Linked DNA regions of Homo sapiens: region 1 is linked to region 2. A link is a contact called in ENCODE Hi-C or POLR2A ChIA-PET data. All regions are on one chromosome and are shown on one strand. The core of a region is the stretch at or near the end of the contact, and the rest is flanking DNA. Distances in the headings are between cores, read along the strand shown. Region 1 overlaps PCCA (propionyl-CoA carboxylase subunit alpha). Region 2 overlaps UBAC2 (UBA domain containing 2).

What was found. A loop is a pair of places that touch in the nucleus more often than their neighbours do. ChIA-PET counts read pairs that join two places held with the same protein, here RNA polymerase II (POLR2A). Pooled maps may share reads with other maps.
Region 1: a loop to region 2 is called in a map of CD8-positive, alpha-beta T cell, with 7 times the contacts of the local background. The contact joins two enhancer-like sites. A Hi-C loop is called at or near these places in 2 of 168 maps with a recorded cell type or tissue (B cell and CD8-positive, alpha-beta T cell) and 3 of 50 pooled maps. POLR2A ChIA-PET finds 5 or more read pairs at or near these places in 1 of 52 experiments (activated B cell).

The regions. Positions count from the first base shown.
Region 1 is chr13:100,226,342-100,232,975 of GRCh38, forward strand. The region is part of intron 7 of PCCA (propionyl-CoA carboxylase subunit alpha); the gene reads left to right. Among named protein-coding and RNA genes, the nearest start is that of PCCA, 140 kb to the left of the region's middle. Within about 2 kb of position 3,875, at least 4 of the 41 ENCODE cell types and tissues checked have a DNase peak (open chromatin) inside an H3K27ac peak, as active enhancers do.
Region 2 is chr13:99,278,467-99,285,183 of GRCh38, forward strand. The region is part of intron 4 of UBAC2 (UBA domain containing 2); the gene reads left to right. Among named protein-coding and RNA genes, the nearest start is that of GPR18, 23 kb to the left of the region's middle. Within about 2 kb of position 4,210, at least 24 of the 41 ENCODE cell types and tissues checked have a DNase peak (open chromatin) inside an H3K27ac peak, as active enhancers do.

The DNA.
Region 1 (6,634 bases), core at 2,625-5,124, 950 kb after region 2:
GTAAACTCCTAAGTGGCTTTCATATGAATGGGTAGCAGGATTCTCATCCACAGAATAGAAAATTAAGGATTGGTAAGTAGGCAGTAGCAAGTGAGAAGGATGTCTGAATCATGAATGGTGGTCGGCGTTGACACTAATACCACTATCAAAATGTATGGGTGTTTAGCATCTGGGAAGAATGATTCGAATGTGCCTGTCTTTGTTGTAGTGTTTTCTGCGCTTCCTTGTGTTTTGCCCTGTTCACCAGCAATACCGAGTTCGTAGATCGTCTGATCCAGTGCATTATAAGAGAGGAAGTACATGTTTTTTCCAGTATTGTAGCGCCAGGGTTAGTTCTATGTTATCTAGGTTCAGAAGATGAGTAATGACACAGGATATAACAAGTAAGGCCAGGCAGGGAAGGTACCAACATGGTAGTTTGGGGTGGCGGGCTGCCCATTTTCTCATAATTACTAACCTTAATTGAGTACCTACTGTGGGCCAGGTGCTGTTCTAATGTGTTTCAGCCTTGACTAATTTCATCTTCTTAATAACCCTATGAGATAGATACTGTTATTATGTCCATTTTACAGATGAGGAAACCGAATACCAGAGAGGCACTCTAGTAACTCAGTCACAGTCACAGAAGCAGTATTGGAGCCCAAGCCTTCTGGCATAGCGCCTGTGTTCTTTTTTTCTTTGAGACGAAGTCTTGCTCTGTCGCCCATACTGGAGTGCAGTGGCACTATCTTGGCTCACTGCAACCTCCGCCTCCTGAGTAGCTGGGATTGCAGGCATGCGCCACCACGCCCGGCTAATTTTTTTGTTTTTTTTTTGGTAGAGACGGGGTTTCACCATATTGGCCAGGCTGGTCTTGAATTCCTGACCTCAGGTGATCCGCCTGCCTCTGCCTCCCAAAGTGCTGGGATTACAGGCAGGAGCCGTTGTGCCCAGCCCACACCTGAGCTCTTAACTGCAAGGCTTGGTTACCCCACAGGCCATGTTCTAGGTATTAACAAATAAATGACATTTGCAGAAAAGGCACCAGATTTTTGTTAACTCTTTTCACGTTTTTTCTGGTTAGTTTTTACTACCATTTAGTTAGTTTTTGTAGCATCATCCACCACTCCCATCATATTCACAGTTAAATAGTACTTTTTACTGTTACTATTCTTGGGTTGGGTGATAGAGCCCACTTAATGTGAGTTGTTTTGTAATAGAGGAATAAGAGGAATAAAAGAAATGGGTACTGGTTTGCTTGGTTTCTTTCCCTTTTCTCCGTTTCTTAAGCTACTCTTTTGGCATTGTATTCTTAGTACTTTCCTGTAACTCTTTCCCCATCGGTGCTCAAAAGAGTTAAATAGCTTCAGAACCTGAGTGTGCCTTCCCTCAGGACAAGCTGGGATTACAGAAAGAATGGACCACCAGGTAGTTTATCACTTAGAAGAATAGAATAAAATGATATCATTGGACTCTTTTTTCCCTACCTCCTGATTGGAAACCATCAGGAATACCATCATCTGAGCATTGTTGCTGACACATTTTTAATTTTTTTGTGTACTTTTTGTTTTCTCAATTGTATTACTTGTGATATGAAAATAAAACTATTCTAAAGACTTCAAATGAAAAATTTTTAAGGGAAAATGAATAGCATCAAATTTGTTTTAACAATTCTGCTGAAATTTTTATATTTGACTTTTTCTTTTTTTTTTCCAGACAGGGTCTTGCTCTTTCACCCAGGCTGGAGTGCAGTGGTGCCATCTCGGCTCACTGCAACTTCTGCCTCCCGGGTTCAATCAATTCCCCTGCCTCAGCCCCCGGAGTAGCTGGGATTAAAGGCGCATGCCACCACGCCCAGCTGATTTTTGTATTTTTAGTAAATATGGGATTTCACCATGTCGGCCAGGCTGGTCTCGAACTCCTGACCTCAGATGATCCGCCTGCCTCAGCCTCCCAGAGTGCTGGGATTACAGGCGTGAGCCACCATGCCTGGCATATTTGACTTTTCTTCCACTTTGGGGAGGATTATTATGTAATGTGTCAGAAATTTTCTTTTAATAAATTATAGGATATTATTGAACATTATGTTAACAGAGTTTATTGTTCTAAGCCCTTTCATATTTTCATGTATTGTGTGTCATGTAATCATAGATGTGAGAGCTGTCTTAAGAATATTTTAAAGAGTGTTAAGAATAATCAGCTCCACTTTTTCTTCAAATATTGCCAAGCTGTATTTGTGAAGAGATAATGTTGTTTTGTTTAAAATATATTTATTTTATATAAATAAAGAACAAAGGCTGGGCGCGGTGGCTCACTCCTGTAATCCTAGCACTTTGGGAGGCTGAGGTGGGAGGATCACTTGAGGTCAGGAGTTCGAAACCAGCCTGCCAAGATGGTGAAACCCCATCTCTACTAAAAATACAAAAAAAATTAGTCATACGTGGTGGTGTGTGCCTATAATCCCAGCTACTTGGGAGGCTGAGGCAGGAGAATCGTTTGAACCTGGGAGGTGGAGGTTGCAATGAGCGGGGATCGCTCCATTGCACTCCAGCCTGGGTAACACAGTGAGACTCTTTCTCAAAAAAAAAAAAAAAAAAGCACAAAGTATATTTAGTAAAATAAAGTTTAACCTTTTACATTTTTATGAAATAAAGTTTGATATCTATACATTGAAATGAGCTGCTTTCTTTTGTTTTGTATTATAACTTAAACTTGTGGCTTTTCAATTTGAAAACTTATTGCCATGTAGAATTTGATTTTTTTTTTTTCCTAATGCAACACTTTACTTAAAAATTATGGAGTAGAACTATATTTTTTAGAAGAGCAGGTTTTACAAAACCTAAAATTCAAACTCTGGAAGTTGCATGATGTGGTGGAAGAAGTGCTGGACTGAGAATCCCAAAAATATTGGGCTTGGTTTTGCCCAATGCCAACAGTATTTCACTGAGTGCACCTTGTTTTAAACTGAAGCAAAACTGAAGTGTAAAAAGTAAAGTAGAGGTTCCTCTTCAAAGACTTTCCTCCCCATCTAATTAGGAATAAATAGTAACTTCTCTTAGAAGCAAAATTTATTCTAAGACCTGTGCTAACATTCTTAAATATCTGCTAGCTGTAATAAAGAAATCAATGTACTTTATGTTCTCAGCTCCCACAATTTAGCCTAAATATTTGCCCTGGCATGCTTATACTGGTCCAAGCAAGCATTAAGTCATAGCCTGTTCCTCTTCCTTATTTGAAGGTGTTTTTACCTTTCTCAGTATTCCACAAGTTACTTCCTCCTTCCTTTGTTCTCCTCTGCCGTTGCCTCTTTTAAAAAGTTCTATGTTGTTAGCCAATTGGGACAAATACAAAATGTGAGGTCCTGTTCCAGCCAATGGAAACCGGACACAGCAGTAGGGTGGGCGCCTCAGGTTATAAATGACCCTGTCTCCTTTGTTCAATGTACTCTCGTGGCAAAACTGCTGGCGAATGTACCCTTTCTGCAGAAAGTAAACATGGCCTTGCTGAGGAAATTAAATTTATGTTCCAGTGCTGTTTCTTTACGGCACTGGGGAACAAGCATTTCTAACAGAAGCCTGTCTGGTTCTGAGTCCCTGCCCTGAACCCCTGCCTTTGGATGTCAGTTAACTCACTTATAAAACCGCTGCTCTGGAGATGAATAGTTCTGTTGGCATTTGTGAGATTGTGTCTTATCCTAACAGACTAATTTTTATGGAAGCTGATGCGGATAGTTGTTTATTCATGGAAGAAATAATGTGTTGATTGCGTTAATTTGCTAAACTCTGGGGATTTAGTAGAGAGTAAGACAGCTAGTTGTTGCCCTCATGAAGGTTAAGTGTGAAAAGGGCTGCATAATTGCAGGGCGTGGTGTATGTGTTCATGTGGCAATGATACCTAGCCAGGTGTGGGAGGACTGGAAAGGCACTCTAAAGAAAGTGGCAGGCTGGGCGCGGTGGCTCATGCCTGTAATCCCAGCACTTTGGGAAGCCGAGGTGGGCGGATCACCTGAGGTCAGGAGTTAGAGATCAGCCTGGCCAAAAATGGTGAAACCCTGTCTCTACTTAGAATACAAAAATTAGCCGGGTGTGGTGGTGTTTGCCTGTAGTCCCAGCTACTCAGGAGGCTAAGGCAAGAGAACTACTTGAACCCAGGAGGCAAAGGTTGCAGTGAGCCGAGGTCGTGCCACTGCACTCCAGCCTGAGTGACAGACTCCCATCTCAAAAAAAAAAAAAAAGAAAGAACGTGGCATTAGCTGAAACTGGAAGCATGCCACCCTGGACTCTGGGAGGAAATGGTCATTTTCCTGTCACCCAGACTACTGCCTCCCAGCCTGACTCTTCAGATCCCTCTTGCCTCTCAAAGTGTTCATTTGTTTGTTCATTCATTCATTTATTCTTCCAACAACTGTTGGTTGAATAACAACTGTGCCAGGCGTGTGCTCGGGATTTGAAATACCTAACTTGAACCAGCTGGACAAGGGTTTCTGTCCTTATGGAGCTTACATTTTAATGGGCTAGGGAGGTGCAGAGGGTGGACAGTGCACATCATAAGTAAGCAGATGCTATGCCAGAATTCTCCAGCCTGCAACCAGAGCTAGCCCTTCATTTCCTTGCTCTGAGGCTACAGTTCAGTTTCTCTCATGTGGCTGTGAGGCCCAGCCTTCCCCTCGCCTCTCTCTTCAGGTCCCAGACACTGTTTTTCACTACGCTTCTATTTCTAAGGTGTCTTTTCAGTTACCACGCCTGAGAAAGTTTTCAGGAATCTATTTTTGGATTAGAGATCCCCTGTTGTCACATGCCCTCTTTAAAACTTGTACATAACATGCACCACATAATCATTCCTTAGCTGCTGTGTGGCTGTATTTAAGGTTTGTCTTTTCCACCAGCCTGTAAATTACCTGTTGGCCAAGATGATGTCTTTCTTGTTCCGTCCCGTGTCTTCAGGGCCCAGAATTGGGCCTATTGTAATAAAAGCTGGTTTGGTAAAAGGGGAGAGAGTTACTGGCTGAGGCTGGCTGAACTGAGAAGGCTGTGCAAGGCTGGGGAGCCTGCCTGGGCCTTGGGCTGCAGGGTAAGATGCAAGATGAACAGGGGTGGGGCTGAGACTCATGCTTAGGCGGACAGGATCAAGTATTGAAACCAGCCTAGGGAGTTCAAACTTGGTTTTGAGGCAATGGGATGTCATGAAAAGCTTAAGTGATTTTGGGGACTCCTAGTTTGTTTTGATAACATTTAATATTCTCAAAATCATTAATAATTTGATAACTTCAGGCATGGCTGATTTAATTTTTAAACTATGAAAATATGAAGTATGAAATTATGATTCTTATGGTAAAAAAGTTCAACGTGTACCTAAGAGCATACAATTTTAATTTCCCTTTTCCTACAACTTTTAATCCTACCTTTTACATTTATTTATTTATTTATTCTTAAATATAGACAAGGTCTTGCGATGTTGCTTAAGTCAGTACAGAACTCCTGGGCTCAAGTGGTCTTCCTGCCTGGGCCTCCTGAGTAGCTGGGATTATAGGCCTGAGTTACCATGCCCGGCTGTCTGTCCTACTTTTGAGCAGTAAATTGGTTTCTGTAGCTGTCTAATGCTTAAACTTTCCTGTGCGTTCAAATGTGTATTTCTGTCTTAATGTAGGTAAGGTCATACGCTATGTACTCCAACTTGCTACCCCCGCCCCCAGTATATACTTTATTTTGCTTATTTTTACAGTGTAAGAGTTACTCTCTTAAAGCTTAATTGTCATTTGTCATTGCCTTGTATAGAACCAAGGCATCTTGGACTGTGTACCAAATCCCATAAGATCTGGCCAGAACAGGGCCACGCCGTCCATACCTCCTTATCTTGTGCTTTGCTGCCACTTCCTTACTGTGTTTCAGCTTTAGCTGCCTGATATTCTTTCCCTATGAAATTGCTTCCTCATCTAGGATTTTTATATGTGTGGTTCCCTCTGTCTAATGTTCTTTCTCCCTGATCTTTCCATGGTAGCTAGCTGTTTATGTTTATGTGTGTGTGTGTATGCGTGTGTGTGTGTGTGTGTGTGTGTGTGTGTGTGTGTGTGTGGTTTTAGAGACGGAGTCTCACTTTATTTCCCAGGCAGGAGTGCAGTGGCGCCATCATGGCTCACTGCAGCTCTGACCTCCTGGGCTCATGCAATCCTCCTGCCTCAGCCTCCCAAGTAGCTGGGACTACAGGTCCCACCACCACACCCAGTAATTTTTGTATTTTTTTGTAGAGATAGAGATCTTGCCATGTTGCCCAGGCTAGTCTCAAACTCCTACCCTCAAGTGATCCTCCCATCTTGGCCTCCCAAAGTGCTGGGATTACAGGTGTGAGCCACTGTGCTTGGCCTGGCTAGATGTCTTTATCCTTAGGTTTAAAATTTTACTCCAGAAGGGCCCTTTCTGAGCAGCCTGTCTGAAACAAGTTCTCCCTAGTATTCTTGCCTGAGTACTCTGTTTCTATGTAACATTTATTTTAGTTATCAATTGATTTGTTTATTTTCTGTTTCTCTCATTAGTTTGTAATAAGCTCCATGAAGGCAGAAGATGTATTTCATGTAGTGTTGCTGGGCAGATAGTTATTGAATTAATGTATAAGTGGTTGAATAAGAACATATAGATCAACTGCATTCTTTTTAAAGGCT
Region 2 (6,717 bases), core at 2,960-5,459:
GCAAAGTTAGCAATAAGTGACAGTTAGCTTTCTAAATTATTGTGTCTCTGCTTTGAATTTGGGCTAAATAGCCAACATATAAATAATCATCATAGCTTGAAAAATGATCAGTGTCTTTAAAAGTGAAAAAAAGTGATATTTCTCAACCTAAAAATAGGACTACCTGGATCTCCAAATTTGAAGCGATCACATTAACATGTTTGGAATAATAGATTAGATAAGTTGAATGGATAGATATTTTAGATATCTTCTCTCCTTTAATTCCTATTTAAAAAATAAACTTTGTTGATAGGGTTATATCTGTTTTACTGGTACGAAAACATTTTTAGAGAGACTAAGAAATCTGTCCAGGAACATATAACTCAGTTGAAATTTTAACCTACATCACTTGAATCTAAAACCGCCATGCCTCCAAGTCAAGGTAAAGCAACAGAAACTGTCAGGCTTATGGTTCCTCATGATCATCAGTTTGCAGAGAATTATATTTCTGAGTATTGATTATAACAAATGTGTGTGAATGTTGACTTTCCTTCATGAGTTACTCAGTATTTATACTGAGAAAAGTAGACTTTAGTCTGCTGTTGTGTAGCCAAAGCCTTTGGATTTTAAGCTGTTCCCTTTCTCCTTCCTTTTCCCACCTCCCTCTCGGCTTGCCACCTCTTTTCTCCTTTTCCCCCTTTTCTTACCCCTTTATCTCCCCTGCTTTTGCACTGATCCCCACTCCTCTTCCCCTCCCAACAGTACCTACTGGTTTGGTTAGCCCTACCGGGGATTTTAGTAAATAAATACTTAAATGCTTGAATGTGATTGCACAGAGCAAAGTTGACTAATAAAAAGTTGATCAAAATTTGTATCTAGAATGAAGGATGTGAGAGAATAAACTGCCACCATTCAAGTGTTTCAAGAGAAGCTTAAAGGTAATTTTTTGCAGAAGCTGTCTTTGACTACCCCCACCCTCAGACTAGGTCACAGTCTCTTGTGATATGCTTTCTTAGAACATTTTTCTTTCTTATAGCACTCATCACTATAGATAGTAAATAAGATGTAACAAATGATTTGATACCTGCCACCTCCACTAGAATACAGACTTTGTGCCAGGAGGAGACTGTGTTAGTTTGTCTCACTAATGATGCCTCACTGCCTTAGCCTGTTCAGGCTCCTCTAACAAAATGCCCTAGACTGTGTGACTTATAAACAACCGAAATTTATTTCTCACAGTTCTGGAGGCTGAGAAGTCCAGGATCAAGGCACTGGCAGATTTGGTGTTTGGGGCTGTCTTTTCGTGGTGTCCTCACATGGCAGAAAGCAGAGAGTTCAATGGGTTCCCTTTTATAAGGGCACTAATCCTATTTGTGAAGACTCTACCCTCATGACCTAATCACCACTCAAAAGCCCCACCTCCTAAGAGCATCACACTGGGGGTTAGGATTTTAACATGTGAATTTGGAGAGGACAGAAACATTCAGTTGATAGCACTTGGTTAGCATAGTGGCTCCCACATAGTGGACACAACTGTGAGATGGATGGATTGATAGAGCAAATAGATTAATGAAAAGTATTTGATCTTTTGATTTCATCTCCTTTGGTTTGGACTATTGCTGTAGCCTCCTAACTGTTCTCCCTGTCACCATCTCAATGCCATCATCTGCACTGCCCCACTCCCCTAATTTTATCTACAAAGGAGATCTGGTCTTATTCCTTTACACCTTGAGAAATCTCCTATGGCTTCCTCCTGCTGTTTTATAAAGTTTAACTTGCTTGTGACACACCTCAGAGCTCCAGCCAATCTTCCCAGCCTCATTTTCTGTCATTCCTTCCTTGTACTCTGCATGTCAGCTAAATTGCATTACTCACTACTGCCTGTCACGCATACATCATTACAGATTTCTCTGGATTCATTTATTACGACAATTGTGGTTACAACATCCCTTCTCCCCTTTGCTTGACAAACTTCTACCAAGAAAACAAGGAGAACTTCAAGTGTCCCCTTGGGTAGCTCTGCTCCACGAAACCCTGCTCCAGCCAGAGTTGGAATTAACCTCTCCTTCCTTCTTGCTCCCAGTTAACTTTGTGCTTGTAAGTTATGTGAAACATTCATTACTTGAGATGGTAATTATTTACCTAATTGACCACTCTCTCAACTGGATGCTTTTGAAAGAGCAGGATCTTACTCTCTCTTACAGCTCCCTCAGCATGGAGTAGTGAAGAGTGTTCTTTAATACCAAAGGGACAAAGAAAGCTGACTGGGATCGGTCTGCCACATGCTAGTTGCTTCAGTTATTTTTTTGCACTAAATTATTGTGTCTCTGCTAATGTCCTTTTTCCTTTCTTCCTTCCCTCCCTTCTTCCTTCCTTCTTCTTTCCCTCTCTCTCTCTCTCTCTCTCTCTTTCTCACTCAGTAAGCTACCTCAAATCTGTTACTTAAGAGAAAAATGTAGGCTGGGCGTGGTGGCTCACGCCTGTAATCCCATCACTTTGGGAGGCCGAGGCAGGCAGATCACTTGAGGTCAGGAGTTTGAGACCAGCGTGGCCAACATAGTGAAACTCCATCTCTGCTAAAAATACAAAAATAAGCCAGGTGTGTTGGCGGGCACCTGTAATCCCAGCTACTTGGGAGGCTGAGGCAGGAGAATAGCTTGAACCCAGGAGGCAGAGGAGGTTGCAGTGAGATGAGATCACACCATGGTACTCCAGCCTGGGTGACAGAGCGAGACTCCATCTCAAAAAAAACAAAACAAAACAAAACAAAAAAAAACAACAGCAACAACAAAAAAGTATAAAAGTTGAATTTCACATTTGGGTTCAGTGATTTTTTTTTTTAAGGATTGAAATGTGGACTTATAAAATCATTTCCAGCATCTTACCTAAGAGAGAAGCATATAATCCATTCATTCTTATATTCACAAGATATCTCCTTTCTCAACCAAAAAGTTCTCACACTTTGGGCTCAGTTCAGTATTTGGGTGTTGGATACCATGTGTCCGGCATTGTACTTGGTACTATGTCACCTTGGTAGTCAGCAAGCACACGCCAGGCTCATCCCAGACACTCTGCAGGTGTGCCACTTTCTCTCCTTAGAACAGCCCTGGAAGGTGAGAACTCGCATCTACTTTGAGGAAACAGGCTCAGAAACCTTCAGCGCTATTTTCTATAAATTGATAAAAGAAAAATCATGATGTTAGAAGATACATAACAAGAGGAAGAGGCTTTTCTTGTCTCACTTATGTCTTGACATTGCCTGAGGACTGATTAGGAACTGAGATTGCCAATCATTTTAACAAGATTTTAGTAATGTTTGAAGATCTGTGCCTTCTGAATCAAAGTGGCGTGCAGAGGTACTTACCTTATGGATTGCTGGCTAATTGTGAAAGGAGACTCAGGCTTTTAACACTGCAGGAATTTCAAACTGCGGTCTCAGTGGCCAGAGTGTCTTACCAGGGAGCAGACCTAATGTATCCAGTTTAAAAGGGCGTGTAAGCTGTTGCCAGAAGTCTACATGAAGCCACATGATAAGTGATTTTGTATTTGAACATGAAGGGCAGTGGCATCATTGACCTAAGCTAGAGTTTCCTCACCCTCAGCACTTTTGACATTTTAGTTGCATAACCCTTTGCGGTGGGGGCGGTCCCGTGCACTGCAGGGTGGCTGGCAGCATCACTGGCCTCCACCCAGTGTATGCTGTTAGCAAAACCTCCTTTCCCCAGTCTTACCCCAGTCATGACAACTAAAAATGTCTCCAGATAATGCCAAATGACACTTGGGGGGCAAAATCACCCATGATGGAGAGTCATGACATGCATGATGCTGGGTGGTAGATAGAACCCTGGAAAGAGTTAGCCCACACCCTTGAGGAGCTCATGACCTAGGAAGCTTGTTGAGAACTTTTGACTAGGTAGAATATTTCTAGTAGTTGACTGAAATAGCTTTGGTTGAGGCTATTAGTAAAAATTTGTTTTAAAGAGGTTTAACATCTGTTTTCATTTCTGCTTTTCTGAGTTGCTTTGCTGCTCAATTCCTTTTATTTTAGCTGTCTTCCTCTTGGGACTTCAAACATTTGAGTGTGTCAAAATTTCCAGTCTAATAGGAAATATGTTTTGTTCAAAAAGAAATAAAGATATTTATAACTGTTGGGCTAGAATGATGGAAGTTTAACGCTGGTTAAGTGAGACTCAGGTAACAGACAGCAAAGGAGATACTTTAATAGTGAAGGGAACTTGAAGTCTGGTTGTATTCAAGATTCACTTCCTGTTCTTGTTTATCACTGGAAAGTTGCACCTTGTGAAAGATTTTAGATTTAGATCATTGTATTGTTCTAAGAAAAAAAATTCAAAATGCTAACCATGTCTTGGTAACTATAGCAAAATATACAGCACACAAAAATAATCTCATACCTGTCTTAGGGTTGGATTTTTTGGTATATGTTATGTGTTGAGTTCTGAAATATCTAATGTGCTTGAAATCTAATGTGCTTTTGTTATCTGAACTAAAGGAAAAAGGCTTTGTCAGTTACAAGAGAATAGGCATCCCTGTTTTGGCTGGATTGTTAGTTGAAGTAATAGAATGAATTCTGGCTGATTCAGCAGAAAGGGAATTTATTAAAGTAGCTCAGAGAATATTTAGGAAGGCAAATAATCAGTCATGGGTACACCAGAGCTAGAATCAACACTTTACAGTTCTCTCTCCTAAAATTATTTTGTTTACTTACTTAATGTTTAATATTGGCTTCTAGGATGTAGGATTCAGAGAGCAACTTGGTCTGTGTGGTTTTCAGCTGTTATTCCAGTGTGTAGAATAGCAGCTGGTTCATAGAGACACTTGATAATTATTTGCTGTATAAATAAATGACAATACCAAGGATAGGTTTGTTAATATCAGTGACAATATGAAGGAAAAATATGGAGTAACATTATGAAATGTTAACATTACGCATTCCATTTGGAGATTTTTTTTTGACAGCAGGATTTACCCTTTCTCTTAAGAAATCTTAATAAATTTATATTGAACAATTTTGTACCGTAGAGCCTTGTTTGACATATGTTCCTGATTTAAATGAATAGCCAGATTTAAATGAATAGCCACAAGCAGACTTGCAAGAGTAGATGTTGCTATTGCTGTGTTCTACATGAGAAAGCTGAGGGTCTGAGGATTGAGTCACTAAGTGACGGCTACTTAAGTGGCAAGCCTGGATGGAAACTCATGCCTGTCTGAATTGTGGCTCAGACATTTCCTTAATGCCTTAATGCCACCTTTTTTTTTTTTTTTTTTTTTTTTTTTTTTTTTTTTTTTGAGACTGAGTCTTGCTCTTTTACCCAGGCCAGAGTGCAGTGGTGCTATCTCGGCTCACTGCAGCCTCTGCCTCCCGGGTTCAAGCTATTCTCCTGCCTCAGCCTCCTGAGTAGCTGAAATTACAGGCGTGTGCCACCACGCCCAGCTAATTTTTGTATTTTTAATAGAGACGGTGTTTCACCATGTAGGTCAGGCTGGTCTCAAACTCCTGACCTCGTGATCTGTCTGCCTTGGCCTCCCAAAGTGCTGGGATAACAGGCGTGAGCCACCACGCCTGGCCAATGCCACTTTATTTTTAAAGGTAAAACAGTCTAGTTAATGGTCACTATAGCAGGAAGCAACTTGAGCATTTTAACTTGCCAGACTGAGGCTGTGTATTTCAACTTTAGCAATGTAAATGTCCAAAGACAACTTATATGATTGTATTCAAACTTTGCTGCTAAAATAAGAAGTACAAATAAACACACAATGCAAAGAAAAAAAGTTCCAATTGGGGGGAAGTGCCCCCATGAATGGGGCCTGAAGAAGCACTATATGACACTCCAGTTATTTAGCTATTACTTGTATTTTCATTTAATAGACTGAAGAAACTGCTGTTTCTTTTCAGTAGCTACCAAATGCTGCCACTTATGTTTTATACTTTTTGAAAATTTTAAAATAGTTCTGGTTTATAGAAAAGTTGCAAGGATAAAACAAAGAACTCCCATATACCCTAAAACCAGATGCCCCCGTTATTAACATTTTCCGCATTTGCTGTTATCATTTTCTCTCTACACAGTATTTTTTCTGAATCATTTGAAAGCAAGTTGTAGACATAATGTCCCTTTGACTCCAAAATACCATGAGTATGTATTACTTTATTCACATCTGGCAATTGTCCAAATAATGTCCTTTATGGCAAAAAGGAAAATCAAAATTCTAGTCCATCGTCTGGTTCAGTATTACATGTTGCATTTCATTGGTACATCCCCTTACTGTTTAATCCGGACTGTTCCTCAGTCTGTCTTGGGCGACCTTGGCATTTTTGAAGACTGTAAGCCAGGACTTACAGAAAACGATACATATTCTAAGGCTGCTGGAAAATTAAAGTTTGTGAAGGTGAAGCAGTAGATGAAAATAATGTGTAGTTTTCGTATTTCTCTTGGAATAACATTTTATAACTTTTTCATGAAAAATTTCAGTGACACAAGCAGAGAGAATAAAATGAGCCCTATTACCCAGATTCAGTAATTAACATTTTTGCTATCCTCTTTCCATTCCCTGGCATTTTAAAAGTATTTTGAAGCAATTTCCAGACATCATAATATCATATTTCATATTTCAGAAAGCTCTAAAATGGCATTTCTTATATAACCATAATGTTACCTTACCTAACAAAATTATTCATAATTCTGTAATATTATTTACTACTGAAACTACTGTTTCCACATT